Regions from separate parts of the Mus musculus genome. Here region 2 is linked to region 1. A link is a loop called in an ENCODE intact Hi-C map of the cell type or tissue named here. Cell type or tissue: heart. All regions are shown on one strand. Links, peaks and the distances in the headings refer to the core of each region. The heading gives the core; the rest is flanking DNA. Region 1 holds the start of Tnfaip8l2 (tumor necrosis factor, alpha-induced protein 8-like 2). Region 2 holds the start of Psmd4 (proteasome (prosome, macropain) 26S subunit, non-ATPase, 4).

Region 1 (5,374 bases), core at 178-5,177:
CTGTGCGTGTATTCTTTGGACACGCGGTAAAGCTCGTCTAGCACCTCGCTGCTGGTCTCGTCGATAAAGAGATGCGCCACGGACCGACCAGCCATTTTACTCAGCAGCTTCTTCTCCGCTTGTAGTGCCAGACTCTTTGAGCTGAAGGACTCCATGGTGCTTGCGGTCGGTGTGTGATCAGTCACTGGAAGAGGCAACCGGCTAAATGAGAGAAAAGGAGAGAAATGGCTTTTCCTCATCTTCACCGCTCTGCCTGCTTTGTCTTCCCACTCCCCTGGGCCCCTCCATCCTGTAGGCTTTGCTTCTGCTTTTTCCCTTCCGTGCTGTAAACAAGACATTTGTGTCTCCAAAACAGCCGCGAGGAGCAGGGAGAGCCTGGCTGGAGGAGTGTGGGCATGGCTGGAGTCAGGGCAGTGGGCTATGCGGCGGCCGACCGACAGGGAATTTGCACAGCGCCCCTCTGTTTCCAGGCTTGAGATCCAAAGCTCATGTCAGTGGGGGTACCATAAAGTCTTAAAAGAAGTGAGAGATATAGGGTCTCCAGAATCTTAAATAGAACACTTGGCTTTTTTTTTTTTAAAGAACCTACTGTGTGCCAAGTGTTTGATATTAACTGTCTTGGTTTACCAACTTCATATGGGTGACAAGCCCTGTTTTACAGAGAGAAATCTCAGACTGAAGGACTCTTTTTTGTTGTTTTTGTTTTTTCAAGACAAAAGTTTCTCTGTATAACCCTGGCTGTCCTAGAACTCGCTCTGTAGACCAGGGTGGCCTTGAACTGAGATCTGCCTGCCTCTGCCTCCTAAGTGATGGGATTAAAGGCATGTGCCACCACCTCTGGGCAAAGCTAAGAGATCTTAAGCAACTTGGCCTAGTAAGTATGAAAACAGGCTTCAAGGAGTGGGACAACACTCTCAGACAACAGATGCTCACAGTCACCTATAACTTTAGCTCCAGGGAGACCCAACACCTCTGGCCTCTACTCACACATATACATAATAAATAACAGACACAAATTATGAGAAAAAATAGGCTACAAGTCAAATAACCCCTCCACATTCGCCCTCCAACAAGGAGGGCGCTCTTTTGAAGGGTGGCTGCGGCAGCAGGTAGTGGTCTCAGGCTGGCTAGGCTGAGCAGAGCGAGGCCTTCTTGGTGGTATATCCTGTGCCTACGGACAGGGTCTTCTCACCATGGGCCTTGACTGTGCTTCTTCTGGTTGTTTTGCTTCTTACTTCCCCCTCCCCGGCTCTGCAGGATGTGGCTGTGACCGCAATGAAGGAGCAACCTCACCCTCTCCCTCAAATGAAAATAGGAGTCCTCTCAGAGGGAGGACAGCCAGGGGGCTCTCTCCGGCAGCCGAATCACTCCAATGGGAACCTGCCATCTTGATTTGTTTCTGCCTTGCCCTGTGGATCTTTCACACTGGAGATGATTTTTCTATAGGGGCCCGCTTTCCTTCCCTACCTGCCCTCCTCTTACCCAGCTCTCTATTGCTCCCTTTGCCATCTCCAACTAGGTCCCCAGTCCTCCCAGGGTAGCTATGTCACTCGCTCTTTTTGTCCCAGCCTCTACGTGACCCTCATGAATCTCTAGCCTAGCAAAGGTTTCTTTCACTTTGCGTCACTGTACTTCCATGTCCGAAGATACTGTAGATCTCTAAATCTCTAGTCGTTACCCCATGTGCATCTCTGTCCCTCAGCTCTAGACTCAGCCACCATCCCAAGCCAGGTCTCACTCTCAGACAGCCTTGCCCCATCCACTAAATACACTAAAATGGTTCTGGGGAGAGAGGGGGAGACCCAAGAATTCTACAAGCGAGAGTTTCACAAGACAGAAAGAAAGGTGAAGGTGAAAGGGTCAGGATATCCTGTCAGTGTCACCCCGAAACCCACCCTCTGTCATTGCCAGACTCTCACCTGCCGTGTGCTGGGTGCCAGTCTGGCCTTGGATGTTTCTGAGAGCTCACAGAATGGAGAAGCTCCTAAGAGGCCCTTTGGTCTAGCCCCACCCCAGGCCCCGCCTATCTACTCTCCACCTCCGGTTCATCATCACTGTCACCAAGAAGTCCAGTGTCCCAAGAGCCACCTAGAAATAAGACAAAGGTCAAAAGGAATGGAATTCTGTAGGAAGCACCAACTCTGAAGTGGCAAGGACGGATTTACACACCTCCACCTAATAAAAGGTCTGCTTCTTTCTTGCTGCCTAATATTTTTGTGGTACTGAAAACCGTGCAGAGTCCAGATTTTAATGTGAGAGACAGTGAGGGAAGTACTGAAAGATCATCGAGTGGTGTAGTAGAACAGCATTATACAAGCATCTTCAGGCCCTAGAAGGTAAGATTGGCACAGACTGCCCCAGCCAGAGCAGGCAGGAGGTAGGTGCCAAGGTTAGGGCTGCTGAGCCATGCGTGACCAGCAGGTGTCAGCATCGAGCCAAAACGCTGGAGTACAGAGCTTAATAGCTTTAAAGGGCCTGATAAATGAGGGTAGACTCCAATGAGGCAAAACTACACCTTTAATCCCAGCATTCTGGAGGCAGAGACAATCCAATCTTTGAGTTCAAGGCCAGCCTGGTCTACAGAGTGAGCTCCAGGCCAGCCAGGGCTGCATAGTAAAATTCTTGTCTTGGAAAAACCACCCACAACTCCAGCTCCAGGAATTCCAGTGTTCTCTTCTGGCCTCCAGAGTCACCTGAATAAATCAGTACATGAACATACACTTGGGCACACACAGACACACAAATCTTTAAAGGAGTGAATTATATAGCTTTCTTCAGCACAGATTGAGAACCCAAAAAAAGGCCTTAGGATTCAGGGATTTAAAAACTGATTTGGGGGCTTCCAGAGACTGGAGTCAGCGACTCCATGGCTCAGTGACTCACTGATCTTCCAGATGTTCTGACTTTTATTCCCAGCACCTATATCTGGTGGTTCATAACCACTAGTTAGTTCCAGTGGATCTAATACCTTCTGGTCTCCTTGGATACCTACACACATGTAGAATACACATACATACAAACAATAAAAGTCTTTAAAAACATATTTAGTGTGTGCATGTGTGTAGACCAGAGAACAATTTATTTATTTATTTATTTCTCTCTCTCTTTCTTTCTTTCTTTCTTTCGGTTTTTTGAGACAGGGTTTCTCTGTATAGCCCTGACTGTCCTACTGTCCTGGAACTCACTCTGTAGACTAGGCTGGCCTCAAACTCAGAAATCTGCCTGCCTCTGCCTCCCAAGGGCTGGGATTAAAGGTGTGTGCCACCACGCCGGGCTTCAGAGAACAATTTCTGATGTCATCTTCAGGAACCTGGTCTGGTTCACTTTCTTTGAGGCATAGTTTCACTGGCCTGTCTCAGAGTTTCTATTGCCATGATGAACCACCATTCTTGGGGAGGAAAGGGTTTATTTTGCTTACACTTCCGTATTATAATCCATCATTGAAGGAAGTCAGGGCAGGAATTGGTGCAAAGGTCATAGAAGACAATGTTTATCACATTACTTTCTCAGCTTCTTTTCATATGGCACCCAGGACCACCAGCCCACGTGCCCACAGTGATCTGGTCCCTCCCATATTAGCCATCAACCAAAATAAAATAAAGCACCGCACCTGTATGTGGGGGTGCACACTTTTAGACCCAGCATTGGGGAGGTAGAGGAAGGCAGGTCTCTGTGAATTCAAGGTCAGTTTTAGTACTTAGTAAGTAATGAGCCATTGAGAGAACCTATCTCCTGGAACTCGCTCTGTAGACCAAGCTAGCCTCTGCCTCCTGAGTGCTAGGATTAAAGGTGTGTGCCATCATCTTCCTGCTAAACTTTTTTTCTTAAAAGTCCATGGAAATGAGAACTCGGAGGGGGCTCTGCGTTCTGGAGTGGCACTGCTTGGTCCGGTGGCTGGGTGAGGGCTGCTGGTGTCACGTTTGAGGAGAACTGCGAGTGTGTTTGGCATATCCCCGTCGGGATCCCAGCTACGATGAGTGCTGCCCGGGAGTCTCACCCACATGGGGTGATACGTTTAGCCTCCCCTGACGATGATCTTGGATCTAGCAATTGGGAGGCAGCAGACTTAGGCAATGAAGAAAGAAAACAAAAGTTCTTGAGACTTATGGGTGCAGGAAAGAAAGAACACACTGGTCGTCTTGTTATAGGAGATCACAAATCAACATCTCACTTCTGAACAGGGGAAGAAGACAAGAAAATTAATGAAGAGCTGGAGTCTCAGTACCAGCAGAGCATCGACAGCAAACTGACGGTATCGGCGGCACTGCGGACTCGGCTTCAGTGAGGTAGAAGATCATTATGGAGAAGATGATGTGGCTAGAGATGACGATGAAGACGACTCCCCTGATGCTGAGAGTCCAGATGACTCGGACAGTGACTCTGAGTCTGAGAAGGAGGAGTCTGCAGAAGAGCTTCATGCTGCTGAGCATCCTGACGACACAGAAGACCCGAAGAGCAAAAAAGATGCGAAGAGCAATTATAAGATGATGTTTGTCAAGTCCAGTGGCTCCTAACTACCAAACACCTAGTCTTTGTATTAAAAGTAAACCTTATTGTTATAATGCACAGTGGAGGACTGCTTATAGAGCACAGACCTCTGTATTATAATTTTTTTAAAAAGGCCCTTTTAAATAACTACAAAGAGTGTTTGCTTTCAAATGCCGTGGGTTACATTTCTCCAGGCATGACTATAACCATTTTTGTAAAGAGTCCGAGTTGTATAAAATGAGAAATAAATGCTGTACTCAGCTTCCCTTCATATTAGCATCATCTGCCCTCTCCCCGCCGTTTGCCTCTGTAGGTGCATTATGGGGGACACTTGTTTGTTTGTGGCAGCTCCTTCATCTTCATCTTTTGGTTTGTTCCTACTTTGCTCTTACATAATTCATCTGATACTGTGACGTGTTTCCTTGGTTATACTTTGTTAAAGTAGACCTGTCCATCATGGAGTTGGCTGCCACCAGCCCTGCTGCAGACCATCACTGACAGTCCATGCTTGTTTAGTCTTTGCTCGTGGACCAGAGCAAGCACAGGACACTTATGTGTGGACGTGCCCTGTCACATCATTCAAAGGTTGCAAACCCAAAATGTCTTTATATAAGTTGATTTTACTGTATGGTAAAGTTTTTGATAAAATTTGGCCAGTTTTTACAGAAGAAATTATTTCTCTGCTCATTTAGTCCTGTGTATTTAGAAATATGTAAAACTGGATTTTTTAAAAGGTACTATGTGACCAAAGTTCATTTTTTCCTCCTAAGGTCTAAATAAAGAGAAAGCAGTTTCCACCTCCCCCCAAAAAAAAGAGAGAACTCAGCACTTACCCTATAAGATGTCTACCATCTATGGGACCCATCACACCTAGCTAAAACACCAG
Region 2 (5,374 bases), core at 154-5,153, 100 kb before region 1:
AACTCACTCTGTAGACCAGGCTGGCCTCAACTCAGAAATCCACCTGCCTCTGCCTCCCGAGTGCTGGGATTAAAGGTGTGTGCCACCATGCCTGGCTTTTTTTTGTTTTTTGTTTTTTTTAAACAGGACCTCAATATGCATTCCAAGTTGGCCTTGAACTCATGATCCTTCTGTCTCAACCATCCAGTGTTCTCAACAGGTGTGTACCACATCTGGCCAGATCAATATTCTTAAATCAGTGTCAGTCTGTACAAAGGTCTGACTCCATCACCCTCAGAATCTTCTCACTGGGGTATAGAACAGAGTTCAAGCTCTTCAGTCATTTCTTTCTACAGTGACTCCTCCCACCTTACAACAATCTATGTTAAGGTTCACTCTGGTCTATTTCCCAAACACGGGACTCTTACTTCAGCAACTTTGTAATGACCTCTCCTCAACATGTCTTTTTACAGCTCTTAAATTCTGAGGATTCCCCAAACACCATGCCGCTACAGAGCTCTATACTTTACAGAGCACCATCACATATGGCTTACCTGCTTGTACTATGAGACACAGAGAAGTTACTACAATTCTCCAACAATATGCAAAATGTAAGTGAGAGCCAGGGAACTGTTTGGATTCTAAATCCATCTTCTATTTTAACATACTCTATCCCAGAAGTGAAAGCAAACTTAGAAAACAAAAATAGGGCTGGTGAGATGGCTCAGTGGGTAAGAGCACCCGACTGCTCTTCCGAAGGTCCAGAGTTCAAATCCCAGCAACCACATGGTGGCTCACAACCATCCGTAACAAGATCTGACTCCCTCTTCTGGTGTGTCTGAAGACAGCTACAGTGTATTTACATATAATAAATAAATAAATCTAAAAAAAAAAAAAAAAATTAAAAAAAAAAAAAACAAAAATATAGGACTTAAAAGTTAAATTTTAATTTCAGATGAATAATGAGTAACTTTCGAGATTTATATTTATTGTTTTTAGGTGTGTGTGCGGGCACCTACAGAGATCAAAGGCACTGATCTTCTGGTCCTGTCAAGAAGGCAGCAGCGAGGGGCGTGGTGGCGCACACCTTTAATCCCAGCGCTCGGGAGGCAGAGGCAGGCGGATTTCTGAGTTCGAGGCCAGCCTGGTCTACAAAGTGAGCTCCAGGACAGCCAGGGCTACACAGAGAAACCCTGTCTCGAAAAACCAAAAAAAAAAAAAAAAAAAAAGAAGGCAGCAGCAAACAACATGGGTGCTTGGAACCAAACTCTGTGCTCTTACCCACCCAACCATCTCACCACCCTCAACAAGTAACTATTTTGTTGTTGTTTTTGTTTTATTTTACCACCTTTTGAGACAGGGCTTCTCTGCATGTCCTAGAACTTGCTCTATAGACCAGGCTGGCCTCAACCCCTAAGAGATCCACCTGCCTCTGCTGCCCAAGTGCTGGGATTAAAGGTGTGTGCCACTACTGCCCGGCCCCAACAAGTAACTTGTAAGAGCAATATTTGGGTTGGACTTAAAATTCCCTTTCATACTAAAAAATCACTCATGATTTGCTTGAAATTCAAATTTAACTGGGCATTCTGGTAGTCTTATTTTGAGACAGAACCTTGCTAGGTAGTCCTGATCATGAAAACTCCCTGTCTCATCCTCCAAGTGCAGGAAACCAAGCTTAAGCCATCCTGCATTTAGGTGGCAGTGCTAGCCAATCTCCAAATGAAAACATGGGCCTAGTGACTCAAGTTTTTAATCCTACATACTCATTCCAAGTTCAAGGCCAACCTGTGCATCTTCTCAAATAGCGACTTCAAAGCCAGTCTGAGCTACAGTGTCAAAGCTCCATCTAAAACAATAATGATGACAAATAATAAATGCAATCCAGGTGTGTGATGAGGCTCATTGGTAGAGCACGTTCCCAGCGTTCACAATGCTCTGGATTCAATTCCCAGAAAACACAAAACAAAGTCCTCTTGTAGCCCTGAAAAAAAATATGTTCTCAGCTTTCTATTTATTTTCTTGTCCTCAGTTTCTAATCTAACTCTTAATAGGTACTCATCCCAAGTATAAACCTGATAAAACCTAGTTCATCCTGCTTATCACGGCCTCTTAATTTGCTGTGTGACTACAGCGGATCCCCTAAAGTCCTTCCGACTCATTATGAGACAAGGACTATTTTCCAAGAATGCGGTTGTGAGGTTTACATGCGATAAAGTACAGAGAAAAGAAAAACTTGGAGGCGAGTGGAGGGGGCAGTTGGCCTCTGCTTTATGGGAGACCTGAAATTCAGGGAAGGGAACAGGAGTTCCCGGGCCTGCGTTCCTGGGCCGGGATGACTCAGGGAGTCGTCTGCCAGAGTCCCGCGGGCCCCGAAGCCACATCTCGCCCGGCGACCCAGTCCCCAGCCCAGGCCCTCGGGTTTCGGCGCCACGCGCACCAACAACCCAGACGCGCCCCCCAGCCACGTCCGAAGCTCCTCACCAAACCATAGTGCTCTCCAACACCATCTTGCCTCCTTCCCTCTGCGGACCGGCTCCGGGACTGACAAACAACAGCACCTCCGATTGGCCTGGTGCTCATCACCAATCAAAGAACTCAGTCTTCATGCTGCCCCGCCTCCGCGCCCCGCGGTGTGTTCTGGGACTTGTAGGCGCCACAGAAATGGAAAGGTTGGTTATCCAATAGAGTTGGCTACCTTCGCAGCAGCTTCCGGAACAGCTGTAAGCTCTCTGCACTCGCCTGGCAGCAACACTCCAGTGTGAGGCAGGAGAGCTGTAATTTACCCCCTCTTCTGCTCTCTTTCTTTTGTATATTTGGGTTTTTGATTTGTTTTTGTTGTTACGGTTTGAAAAAGGATGACAGCAATTCGCTGTGGAGCTCAGGCTAATAAACTCTATTGCTTCACCTCCCAGTGCTGTTTACAAGGGGCACACTCATGCTAAGATCTGAACTGCAATTTCCAGGCCAACGTGGGCAACATAGCTACTACGTAGTGACACTGCCTCGAACACATAACAGACACTCATGAGTGCATACACTACTGTGGATATGTCAGTCCAAGCATAATCACTTAAAAAGTGTGTCAGCATCGTTAACCACATTTTAACTTCCTGTTTCCCATTGCACTGTGTTTATGCAACTGCTACAAACACTTGTATCCTCAAATTCGATTTACCTATCTACTGCCTACCAAAAAAAAAAAAAAAAAAAATCTATGCAATTCCTAACTCCAGTATTGAGTCTGACAGGATGAAGGAATCCAGAAAAGTTTTGACCAATTAAAAAAAAAAAAACAAACCAAAAAAAATTTTTAAGCGTTTGTGTGTGTATTCAGGCCCTGCAGAGGCTGGAAGAGAATATCAAATCCGGAACTGGAGTTCCAGGCAGCTGTGAGCTGCCTGTCTTGAGTTCTGGGAACCGAACTCTGGTCCTCTAGGAAGAGCAGTAAGCGCTCTCTCATAAGCACTGAGTCATTTCCCCAGCCCGCAGTAAACACCATGTAATCACCCAAGGAACGAAGGATAGCCAGCAAGTTATTTTGGTTTGTTAATTAACCTTTAACACCAACCCTTGGGAAGCAGAGGCAGGCATCTGTGGGTTTTAGACCAGCCTGATCTATATAATGAGTTCCAGGGCAGCCAGGGTTATACACAATAAGACCTTTTCTGGGGGTCAAAGAAAAGAAGACCTGTTGGCACTTGCCTGCGATCCCACCTATATAATGGAATGATTACAAATTCATGGTCATCTTGGAAATTTAGTGAGAGAATTCTCAAAAATAAAAAGGGAGAAGGGCTTAAAAGATGTCTCATAGTTAAGAGTCCATCCTGTTTTAGTAGAGGAGTAGCATTCTGTTCCCACCATCCATATGGGGTGGCTAACAGCTGCTTACAATTCCAGCCCCAGGGGACTTGATGACTCCTTCCGGCCTCTGTGGTTATTCAAGTAAACACACACACACACACACACACACACACACACACACACACACCTACACACACCTACACATACACACAGCGAGAAAGAGAGAGAGAAACATATATACACACAGAGAGAACATACACAATACACACAGACACCTTAAAAAATAAGAACTTAAAAATGAACGAGTACCTGAGGAGGGCCTCAGTGGTCAGTGCTTGCTGAGCACAGCCAAGGCCCCAATTTCAACCCTTAGTAAAAATAAACAAACCCCAACACTACCAAAAAAAACCCCACAAAGTTCTGCCAGGCAATGGTGGTGAAGGCCTTTAATCCCAGTACTCAGAGGCAGAGGCAGGCCGATCTCTGAATTTGCTGCCAGCCTGGTCTACAGAGTGAGTCCAAGACAGCCAAGGCTACACAGAAAAACCCTGTCTCCAAAACCAAGACAACAACCACAAAATTCAAAATGCTTTGATTAATTAGTACCCCACAACCCAGGAAATACAATAGGAAATCCTGGTCCTGGTTTCTAGTTCTTGCAAATGCTTTATAGATTTTAATAAAGTATGCTTTAGCTAAACTTACTTATTTGTTCTGCTTTTAGGAGTACAGTTTTTCTGTCTTTAAAGGCTTTGCTTATTTTATAATTTTACATGTATGTGTATTTTCCTTCTTGTATGTACGTGTACCACATGCATGCAGTGTCTGCAGAGGTCCAGAGGGAATCAGAGTCTCTGAGACTGGAGTTACAGACCCTTGTGAACAGCCACATGGATGCTGGGACAGAACCTGGGTTCTCTGCAAGAGCAACAGGTGCTCTTAATCTTGAGCCAATTCTCAAGAAATATTTATGGGGGTGGGTATGGGGGACTTTTGGTATAGCATTGGAAATGTAAATGAGCTAAATTCCTAATAAAAAATGGAAAAAAAAAGAAATATTTATTTATTCCTCAGACCAGAAGAGGGCATCAGATCCTGTTATGGATAGTTGTGAGCCACCATGTGATTGCTGGGATCTGAACTCAGGACCTTCAGAAGAGCAGTCAGTGTTCCTAACCAGTAAGCCATCTCCCCAGCCCTTAATAACTTTTAATTTTCTTTAATTATCTGTATTGGCTGTGTGAGAGTATGAACATGTGGGTCCAGGCACCCTCAGACACCAGGTGTCAGTTCCCTTGGAGCTGGAGTTACAGGTGCTTCTAAGGTTCCATAGAGTGCTGGGAAGCAAACCTGGGTCTTCTACGTGAGCAGCAAGTACTCTGAACCATGGAGCCATTTGTCCAGCCCCTATTTATTTGTGAAGATGTATTTTGTGTGTGTGTGTGTGTGTGTGTGTGTGTGTGTGTGTGTGTGTGTGTGTGTATACACGTGCGCACACATGCGGTTGGGTATATATGTGTGTACCATATCCATGCAGCTGTCCAAGTACATATGTTGTGGAGGTCAAAAGACAACCTTTTTTGTTTTTTGA

What was found. Hi-C counts contacts between places; a loop is a spot of excess contacts. Peaks named below come from ENCODE experiments on the same cell type or tissue, not always from the same donor. Only the 100,000 strongest peaks of a DNase experiment are listed, where the experiment ranks them.
Region 2: it touches region 1 in a loop (2.2-fold over the local background); 5 of 42 quality-filtered maps call a loop at or near these places.

Annotation. Positions count from the first base shown.
Region 1 is chr3:95,140,396-95,145,769 of GRCm38, forward strand. It overlaps Tnfaip8l2 (tumor necrosis factor, alpha-induced protein 8-like 2), which reads right to left and starts at 1,959. Exons shown (of 2, transcript NM_027206.3): 1 at 1,920-1,959; 2 at 1-201. The coding sequence starts at 155. It also overlaps the pseudogene Gm9169. In heart, for the core only: a CTCF peak has its summit at 2,415 (motif pointing right); DNase peaks (open chromatin) are centred at 1,276, 1,986 and 2,416; H3K4me3 peaks cover 42 bases; H3K27me3 peaks cover 335 bases.
Region 2 is chr3:95,040,048-95,045,421 of GRCm38, forward strand. It overlaps Psmd4 (proteasome (prosome, macropain) 26S subunit, non-ATPase, 4), which reads right to left and starts at 2,567. Exons shown (of 10, transcript NM_008951.2): 1 at 2,461-2,567. The coding sequence starts at 2,486. In heart, for the core only: no CTCF peak of the experiment used is centred there; a DNase peak (open chromatin) is centred at 2,584; H3K4me3 peaks cover 1,834 bases; H3K27ac peaks cover 1,488 bases.